Linked DNA regions of Homo sapiens: regions 1 and 2 are each linked to region 3. The links are chromatin contacts, found by Hi-C or POLR2A ChIA-PET in ENCODE. All regions are on one chromosome and are shown on one strand. The core of a region is the stretch at or near the end of the contact, and the rest is flanking DNA. Distances in the headings are between cores, read along the strand shown. Region 1 holds the start of LXN (latexin). Region 2 overlaps SHOX2 (SHOX homeobox 2). Region 3 holds the start of LINC00886 (long intergenic non-protein coding RNA 886).

Evidence for each region. Hi-C counts contacts between places; a loop is a spot of excess contacts on that map. ChIA-PET counts read pairs that join two places held with the same protein, here RNA polymerase II (POLR2A). Pooled maps may share reads with other maps.
Region 1: a pooled map shows a loop between it and region 3 (4-fold over the local background). The contact joins the promoter of LXN here to the promoter of LINC00886 in region 3. A Hi-C loop is called at or near these places in 3 of 50 pooled maps. POLR2A ChIA-PET finds 5 or more read pairs at or near these places in 2 of 52 experiments (GM10248 and activated T-cell).
Region 2: a pooled map shows a loop between it and region 3 (6-fold over the local background). The contact joins the enhancer-like site here to the promoter of LINC00886 in region 3. A Hi-C loop is called at or near these places in 1 of 168 maps with a recorded cell type or tissue (CD4-positive, alpha-beta T cell), 1 of 37 single-sample maps with no recorded cell type and 2 of 50 pooled maps.

Annotation. Positions count from the first base shown.
Region 1 is chr3:158,671,233-158,674,207 of GRCh38, forward strand. LXN (latexin) reads right to left here and starts at 1,416. Exons shown (of 6, transcript NM_020169.4): 1 at 1,118-1,416. The coding sequence starts at 1,246. The region is part of intron 13 of GFM1 (G elongation factor mitochondrial 1); the gene reads left to right. RefSeq lists enhancers at 633-1,225, 740-799, 1,226-1,818, 1,240-1,289, 1,600-1,789.
Region 2 is chr3:158,096,365-158,099,505 of GRCh38, forward strand. SHOX2 (SHOX homeobox 2) reads right to left here. Exons shown (of 5, transcript NM_001163678.2): 5 at 1-1,920. The coding sequence ends at 1,663. Among named protein-coding and RNA genes, the nearest start is that of SHOX2, 8.5 kb to the right of the region's middle. RefSeq lists an enhancer at 1,634-1,803. Within about 2 kb of position 1,632, at least 3 of the 41 ENCODE cell types and tissues checked have a DNase peak (open chromatin) inside an H3K27ac peak, as active enhancers do.
Region 3 is chr3:156,815,619-156,818,364 of GRCh38, forward strand. LINC00886 (long intergenic non-protein coding RNA 886) reads right to left here and starts at 1,444. Exons shown (of 3, transcript NR_038387.1): 1 at 1,269-1,444. RefSeq lists silencers at 898-1,227, 1,248-1,457 and an enhancer at 1,342-2,541.

The DNA of each region.
Region 1 (2,975 bases), core at 166-2,665, 1.9 Mb after region 3:
TAAAAGCATACAAATTGGGCACAATTCACTTTCAATCATCAAAAGACTTTATTTAACCCCTGGATCTGTGATCTTAAAGTCTCTACATAAGAAAGTTTGAAACAGCGTTTAATTCTAAAGATGACAATATCACCTTTGAAAAGATTTTTTCATAAAGCTCAGTGTACCCTCCAAATAATGTTCAATGAATGTGAATTTCATTTTGAGGCAGATTACTGCAAAGCAATTGGAGACTTAATACAATTAAGTATTGTTTTTACTTATACATTAGTGAAACTGCAAAATGATTAACAAATTATATAAGACTAAGAAATGGTATTTCACTTTTAAATCAAGATACAGATTGAAAATTTATACCTAATTCTGTTATCTGGTACAGTTTCAAAATAAGATCTACTGTGTCACCTCTAAAAGACTGTTAGCAGTTAAAATTCTGTCAGATAAATAAGGGATAATCTCAAATCCAGTAGATTTTCGTAAAATGAAAACAAACCTCGTTAGTGATTGCTGAGGCCTTAAACATTTAATTCAAGCCTTTAGCAGAGGGTGCACATCATTTAAGGCAGTCATGTGGTAGCGGTGTTTGGGTGGCTAAAGGCCAGCGTCAGCCCACAGTGCTTTTATTCTTTGACTTTGATTGTCAGTTTCTCTTGCTGTTTGTTTCCCCCTTCATTTTGGTCAAAGGGTCTGATAAGGATTTGTCTTAAAATGTAGGCAATAGAGTCTTGGAAGATGGGAGCTTTTGTTGGTCCAGATCAGAGTAGCAGATGAGAAACGTGGCAGCCTTAGTAGTCTTTTGAATGGTTTCTACAGTTTACACTTAAGGAAAGTGCTGCCCCTTACCTAGAGCGTGTTCCCGTTTTCTTGTAACTGTGTGCGTAAAAACTTTGTCTCTGCCTTAAGGTGAAAACAGTCCCGGGCTGTCTCCAGAGACTGGAGTATAGACATTCCCCCAGAAACCTTAATATCTCAAGACCAGATACCAGCAGTGTGTCCTAAAACAGAAGGTGGGTAGGGGGTGGCACGGAGTGTCTGCACCCAAAGGCTGAGACCGCGGGTGAGTGGAGGGAGCGCAATCCTGAAGCCTCTGCTGTCCACCACCCCCTGCTAAACTCACCTCCATGCTGGCTTGTTTGACCTTCTGCACCTCAAACACCCTGTGCGGGGTCCCCTGCTGGTAGTTGATGTAGTTCTGTGCCACCAAGGCCGCCCTGGAGGCTGGGTAGTTGGTCGGCGGGATTTCCATTCCGGATGAGCAGTGACTTCAGGGCTTGGGCTACTCTGGCTTAACGGGACCAGTAGCAGAGCGCCGCCCGTCCTGCTTGCTGCTGGGTCCGGTTGCCGAGGCGGAAAAGTCGCAAGCTCCTTCAGTCAGTCTTCTTCCTCAGCTCCTTCCGACTCCGGAAGCTGCTGTTTGGGCCCAGGCTCCCTGCATCCGAGAGCCCTGGGCTGACTGCTTCTGAGGCCCCGCCCCACTACTGCCTGCAGCGGGCTTCCTTACTCCGCCTGCTGGTTCCTACTGGAGGAGAGGCCAGCATGCTTGTCAGGCACCAGCAGGTGGAGGTGTGGGGAGGGAGTCAGTGGGCTAGGTTCGCTGGGATTGCATCTTTCGTTTCATTAACCTTTATAGAAGTGCAGGGTGGGGCTTTCGCTGATATAGGACATCTCTGAAGACTCTAGTTTCCTGTCCATGGGAAAAAAGTCTGGTTGCTTCGCTTGCATACTGGAGCACAACTTCCTTATACACCGCATGCAGCGTCCCTGGCAGGGCAAGGTACACAGTACTCCAGGTAGTGATTCGATTCCTTCATTTCCCTTCCCCTTATGAGAGTCCAGGAAGAGGCTTGCTCATCCTCAGCTTTTTGTGGGTTTGGACCAGTTCTGCCCAAATCAAAGTATGAGAATCTGCAAACTATAGTATTAAATTGGGAGATTATGTAATTTGGATCAGGAGAAATAAAAAAATGCACCTGTACCCCTCTCCTTTACTAATCTTAAAATGATAAGTTTTGATGTAACGCCATGCTTCCAACTTGAGTCATTTTGAATATTTTACTTCAAGGATTAAAATAAACTTAAAAACTGAACTTATACAAAGCACTCTCTCTGGTATGTGGTCTACCTCATTGCAATGGGCCTATAAACCTGACTTTGTAGAAGTACAGGTTTATCCTTGGTGGTCTTAGGTTAATTGGGCTAGGATAACTTGGAGATTCTACCAAAGTTTGGCCAAGGTCTTCGCTGCCTGGATTGAGACCTTTTTTTCTTTTCTTTTCTTTTTTTTTTTTTTTTTTTTGAGATGGAATTTCACTCTTGTTGCCTAGGCTGGAGTGCAATGGTGCTATCTCGGCTCACTGCAACGTCCGCCTCCTGGGTTCAAGCAGTTCTCCTGCCTCAGCCTCCAGAGTAGCTGGGATTACAGGTGCCCACCACAATGCCCGGCTAGTTTTTTGTATTTTTAGTAGAGACGGGTTTAGGCTAGGCTGGTCTCAAACTCCTGACCTCAGGTGATCCACCCACCTTAGCCTCCCAAAGTGCTGGGATTACAGGCATAAGCCACCATGCCTGGCCAGGACCTTTAACTTGGTAGTAATGCACACACCCAAGACTCTTGAGGTGTATCTCTTTCTGATTATGTAGATTCTGCAGTAAATCTGGATTCTGGACTTTGGCCTCAGTTTCATGCTTATTATTGTCTCCTGGGATTTGGGGGTTCTGATTGACTTTGCCTTTAAATACCATCTGTCTGCTTGCCCATCATCTTGTATCAAATGTCAATGAAACTTTTCTCAGTCTTGTCCGTGTATGAGAAATTTGCTTTGCGAGACACTGTCTTTCACACATGACCTTTTTTTTTTTTTTTTTGGAGACAGAGTTTCGCTCTGTTGCCTAGGCTGCAGTGCAGTGGCGTGATCTCGGCTCACTGCAACCTCCACCTCCCAGGTTCAAGCATTTCTCCTGCCTCAGCCTCCCTA
Region 2 (3,141 bases), core at 382-2,881, 1.3 Mb after region 3:
TATCCCAGTTTAAATAGCTACATGAATTGAAACAAACAACCAAAAGAAAAAAAAAAACAAAAAAGAAACAAACAAACAAAAAAAAAAGGTTACTTGAATAGATACACCTTTGTGAGATAAAATGCAAATGTTGAAAGTCAGTCCACACATTATAGTCAAAATAAACTTTGTTCGTGTGTATCAACATATCTTACACAAACCTAGTGCCTGTATCTAGCTGGGTGTTATTTAAGGTGAATTTGACGGGATAGAGAGGGGGAAATAAACCACTGTCTTCAAATAGGACTTCAGGAAACCAACAAGAAGGAACACAAGAAAAGGGGAATGGTGGGAACTAATACTGATTGAGCGCCTACTGTGTCTGGCACAGCGAGGCGCTGTACCTTCATTATTTCATTTGGTGGTCTTGTTTTCTTTTTCCTTTCCCCACATATTCTGCCCACCTCTGTCTTCTTAGGACAATGAGTGTAATTTTTTCCCTTTCTGACTTTTTTCTTTTGTTCCCCAGGATCAAAGACAGGGCAAATATATATATATATATATATATATATATATATATATATATATGGCAAATATATGATATATATATATGGATATATATATATCAATTTCCAGATACTTTTGGTATTGTTTTTCATAGTGAAGATGAAAATGGAGTGAGTGCATGGGAGATAAGGGGGTGGGAGGAGACACACCATCAATGGAATACAAGTAACATGCAAACCGGAATTTACTGTCAGCAGTCCAGACAGTTTTGCCATAATAATTTCTCAGAGAAATCATTGTCTGTGGCATTTTTTTGTGTTAATATTATTTTTCTCTCTCCTCGTTTTAATATTTTCTCTTTTCTTGCTCTTCCATACATGGTGGGTTTAAACTCAAAGCATCTGATTCAACGTAAAAGGAGGCCCGCCTCTCTCATCAAATTTCTCGTGTTAACGTGAACTTCGCAGAAAAAGGTCAGTTTCAAAACCTGTGAACTTCCCAGCTGCGCACTTTTTTCATCTTAGTTTTTTAAATAAGTATACCTCTTCTTTCTGCTTTGCCTTCTTAGCGCATTTTTAAAAACACACATTTAAGTTGGTAACTCCCCCCAGTCTCTCGAGAATCGTCTGGGTTGTTTTTCCATATTTTTAAATGTATAAAATACTTTAATTTTAAAATTTGTTTTTGCTCCTTGGTTCTCCAATTTCAGCTTCTGCCAAATAGCAGTTAAGAAATAAGTTCCCTTCCTCTTTTTCTCTCCCGTTTGTCTTTCGATTTTTTTGTTTGCTCATTTTTTCATTGTTAACAAGATTTTTTTTTCTATGCAAGAGTCCATCGTTGCAGCTTTGCGGTGAGCCAAACTCCGCGGTTCCAGCACTCCCCTGTCCAGTCTCTCTCCAGACTCCCCCAAACCCGCTCCTACAAAACCCAATTCTAGGCCCTCGAGTAGGAAAACGGGCAGGAGCCACGGAGCCTGCGTGCCTCGTGAGATCCCTGGTCCTGCGTGGAGTCTGGCTTTCCGAGTCCAAGATGCGATAGGGGACGAGGGATGGTCAGTGAGGCGGGAAGAGGGCCGGCTCCCGAGGTCTCAAAGGGGTAACGGAGAAGCAGCGGGGCGCGGAGGGCGTGCAGGCTGAGTGCCGCGGGACAGGCGCGACATTGGTGCTGGCGTTGGCGTCACAGACCCAGGGCTGCGGCGTGCTTTTTGGCTTTCAGTCTGAGATCGGCGATGCTGGAGTTCTTGCTGGTGGTCTTGGCGGCTGCTGCGGCCGCCACTACCGAGGCGGCGGAAGCCGAATCCGCGGCCAGCGTGGCGAGCGGCAGTCCGAAGGGCGGTGCTGGGAACATCATGTAGGGCGCGTGCGCGGCCAGGTGCGGATGCAGGTGGTGGTGCGCGTGCGCCACAGCGCTGTCCAGCTGCAGCTGCGCCTGAACCTGAAAGGACAAGGGCGTCACGTTGCAATGACTATCCTAGGGTGACAACAGAATAGAAACAGAGCATTAACGGCGTCCAGCTTGGCCAGAGAGAGAGTTGGGTTGTGTTTGGGCACGGGGAGAGGGCATTTGGCTGTGCATCTTGTTCCGACAGTGACCTTCTCAGCCTGTTGCTGAATCTGGGGTTCCACATGGATACTCCAGTGTCCCCTGGGTCTCCGAAACTCGCTTAGGGTAGGCTTATTTCCCCGGACCCCGGGAACCCCCTTCTGCAGGAATGTGGCCGTCTCCCCTGGGAACTGGGCTGAAATGGTATATTGGAAAGACTGCGGGTGAGGACCCTTACCCTCTTCTCTTGATGCTGCCATGCATCTCTTACCCCACTACCAAAACAACGGAGTATCAACAAGCAAACTACGCAACTTTTTAATGTCATTCAGGGAAGTTACTCCATCTTCACCACAATAGGCACAATTGTGAGTCGGTACTTCTAACCTTTATTGCCATAACAATTACCCAGGGATCTCGTTAAAATTCAGATTCTGATTCGCAAGGTCTAGGTTGGGGCCTGAGATTCTGAATTTCTAACAATCTCCCAGACGGTGTTGTTGCTGCTGGCCCAAAGATTACCTTTTGAGTAGTAAAGGTCTCCTTTTAAAGTCACCCCTCCCTCTTTCTTCAGTCATTCTCTCTTGTTTCCAAAGCCAAGCATCAGGATGCCAGAGTCCTGTGGCACCAAGAGAGCTAAGATCTCCCTAACACCGACTCTCAATTCATGGTCACACCTATCTGTCTCCCCGGTCCAAGTCACTGGAGACTGAGAGCTAATTCATGACATCACAGGCATGCCAAGCAGGGGTCCTGGCTGAGGATAGGGAAGGTCAGACACTGGTTGGGAAAGGATTTCGCCCTCAGGCTTGGAAAGTGGGGAGTTCAGAGCACTGGGATTTCCCAGGATTAAATCATTGCTGCAGGCTGTCCTTTTAAAATGTACTCTTAAAGGTTTCTTTATGGCTAAGGGATTGCAAAGGCAGGGCAGCCCTGGGAAGACCAAGACTTCTCTCTTTACCAGAGATGAAGCTTTGTTTGCAGAAACAGATTTAAAAACAAAAGAACGAAAAAACAAAAGTATGAGCTGGGAGTACTTGTGTTTATTTTTCTTCTGTCAGAGTTATTTAATGTGACTAAGAGGTAGAAAATACCTAGAAAAGTATCTAGAGG
Region 3 (2,746 bases), core at 194-2,693:
TGAAAAGATGAATGTAACAGCTTCCTCATGGACTGATTTTTTTTTCAGTTCATCTGTCCTTTTAAGTAATCTGGCTGTTTGTACCCTGACTTTAACTGAATTCACAATTATTCCTCTTGCCAAACCATGCTTCCAGACTTGACTGTATAAATTAAATTTCATGCACGCATATGTGAGCCGTGTGTACTGCCTGTTAAACTAAGTAATATAAACAAATTGAAGGCACATTTGAATGACCTTTGAATTCCGTGTTAGAGTAGTTTTTAAACAGTTATCTACTGGGCAAAGTGTAAGAGACAACCATTTACAGAGGTTATTTTCAGTGTGCTTCTTGAAAACCCATTTGCTCATAGAATTCAGCCTCCTAATCATGCAAGTTGCATTTTGTATGGTTTTCTTCTCTGGCTCCCCACCCTCTTAGAATAGTTCTGACGCCCCCACCGGCGACCACCTGGAAGGGGCTGATCCACCCCCACCTCCCTCTGCGAAGCGCGGAGCGGCTGCGGCCACCCGGCCAGAGCCAGCGCTGAGCTGCGCTGCGCTGCGTGACTGGCTGCATTTCTCAGCCCCGACGGCTGTGGTTACTCAAACTGATCTCATCGCAGGTCGTCACGACACGCGCTTCCCCTCGCCTGCACGCGGCGTGGCGTGAGAGGGGCCCTGGCAGCCGGCGCGCCCACCCCTGATCCTTCGAGGCCCACGATGAAGCCCATCCTACTTGCAATAACGGCCCCGTTCTCATTCTTCAAAAGACGGCTCCCAGACGTCAACAAAGAATCTAACCTACACAGCGCCGGCCCTCGCTCCTTTCAGCCTCAGCGAGCGCTGCCCTTCATTACCCCCCAGCGCACTTCTGGACACTGCGCCGGGTCGCCGGGGTCAGCCGCCCGGCCACGAAAGTCGCCCCCAGCGTGCCCCAGGCGTCAGTGCACGCCGGGCTCCCGGCTCCAGGCAGGCGGGGTGAGGCAGCTCCGCGAAGGCCACTCGCTGGCGACCCCTTCCCGGGTCTCCTAGCCCTGGCCGGGCTGCCCCCGCGCCCGCCCCCGCCCTCGAAATCCAGGCAGTGCGGGAGGCCGCCTTGCTGCTCTCTCCGCCCGCACAGGGCCGCCCGACGGAGCGGGCAGGGAGCAGGCGCCAAGGAGGCCGAGAGGGGCCCAGGGGCGAGGTCGACTCTCAGCCCGCTGTCCCCTTATCCCACGTTTCGCAGCCTGAGGTGTTTGTTGTATATCGGGAACTGACACTTTTCGGCGTTAAAATGAGGGCGTCACCTGCTCGAACTAAAGTCGGTGGAGGGCGTCTGGAGCCGGGCGGAATCTGGGATGCCTCGCCGGATTACGCGGCGGGGTCGGCACGCGAGGCAGGCTCCGGGCGCACCAGGAAGCCCGAGCGTGCACTAAAGCGGCGGAAGCAGGCAGCGGGGGCGGGGCCGGCGGGCTGCAGGCACGCAGGCGGCGCGGCGGCCTGGGGTTGCGTGACCTGCCGGGCTGCGGTCGCACGCACTTCGTGCTTCAGGCGGCCGTCGCCGGGCGGGAGGTGCAGGTGCTGGAGGGCGGCGCCCGGCTTCTACTTTCAAAACACCGCCGGGGAGGGCAGTCACGCTATATTTCTGGGACAGGGAGTGAGTTCACCGGGGGAGGACACAGCGTCCCCTTGTTATCACAACGTGGGTAACATTCGGTAATAAAACGCGCTCGGACAGGATGTATTAAACGAATTGGGAACCGGAGCTGCTCTTTCCATAAGCAATCAAGCTGGGGAAACTTTACAAGGAAAGCTTTAAATTGCGATGCATGGCGCAGGAGTGTGGTTCGTGTGACATGCTTACAGAGAAAGGAACCAGAGCAAGGACGGTGGCTTTGGGACGAAATTTCTGTCCGCTCTGCACAAAGACTAATTACAGAGTCGTGATTTGGGGCATGCTCTCATTCCTCCCGGAAGCTTTCTTTGCAGTGTTTTATTTTAAAATCAGAGGTGGTTGATCTCCCTGGCATACGAACATGAGAGACCTCATTTATATGGTGACTCAAAAGCCCCAAGGACATAAAAAAGGTGCCACGTTTTAAGACACCAGAATCTAAGTTCCTTCTCAAGATCATGTGAGCAAAAAGTGTTTTGCCCGCACAGATATCTATTTACATAATTAAAATGTTTGTAGATTTGCAGATAAATCAAGTTTAGAGGACAAAACAAAAAATGTTACCACGATAGTTTTTAACACAAGAGCACCCCAGTCAACTGAAAGCTTGGGAAATTCCACATTAGTTTATTTTCTATGTACTTAAACTTTGATTTGGTGAATCTATGCTCTCTTATTTCCCTATTATGACTCTTAGGCCTATAGTGCCTAGTTACACACACATTTGTTTTTGTGATACATGTAACATTATAGGAAAGGGGGGATTCTCTAGGGTTAGAATAGACACAATAAACTCCTAGGAAGCTTTCTCAAAAATACATATTCTCATCTCAGCTTACCATATGTGGGAAAAGGCAGCAAGATTCACTGTTTAATTTTAAAATGTTCTACCAGCTGACTGATTCTCACGTGGGATTTTTTTTTTTTTTCCTGGTCTGCCCAGCACGCTTAATTTCTTCTGGGACAGAACTGCCTACCCTTCCTGCCTGGATTGTGCTTCTGCCTTTACTCTTCTAGAATGTAGTTAGAAAGGGAGGTGTCATTGTGTGTGGCCTTGCCTACTTGGTCCCCACACTTGGTCGAGAGGCATATACCTGACTCAAGGTAAGC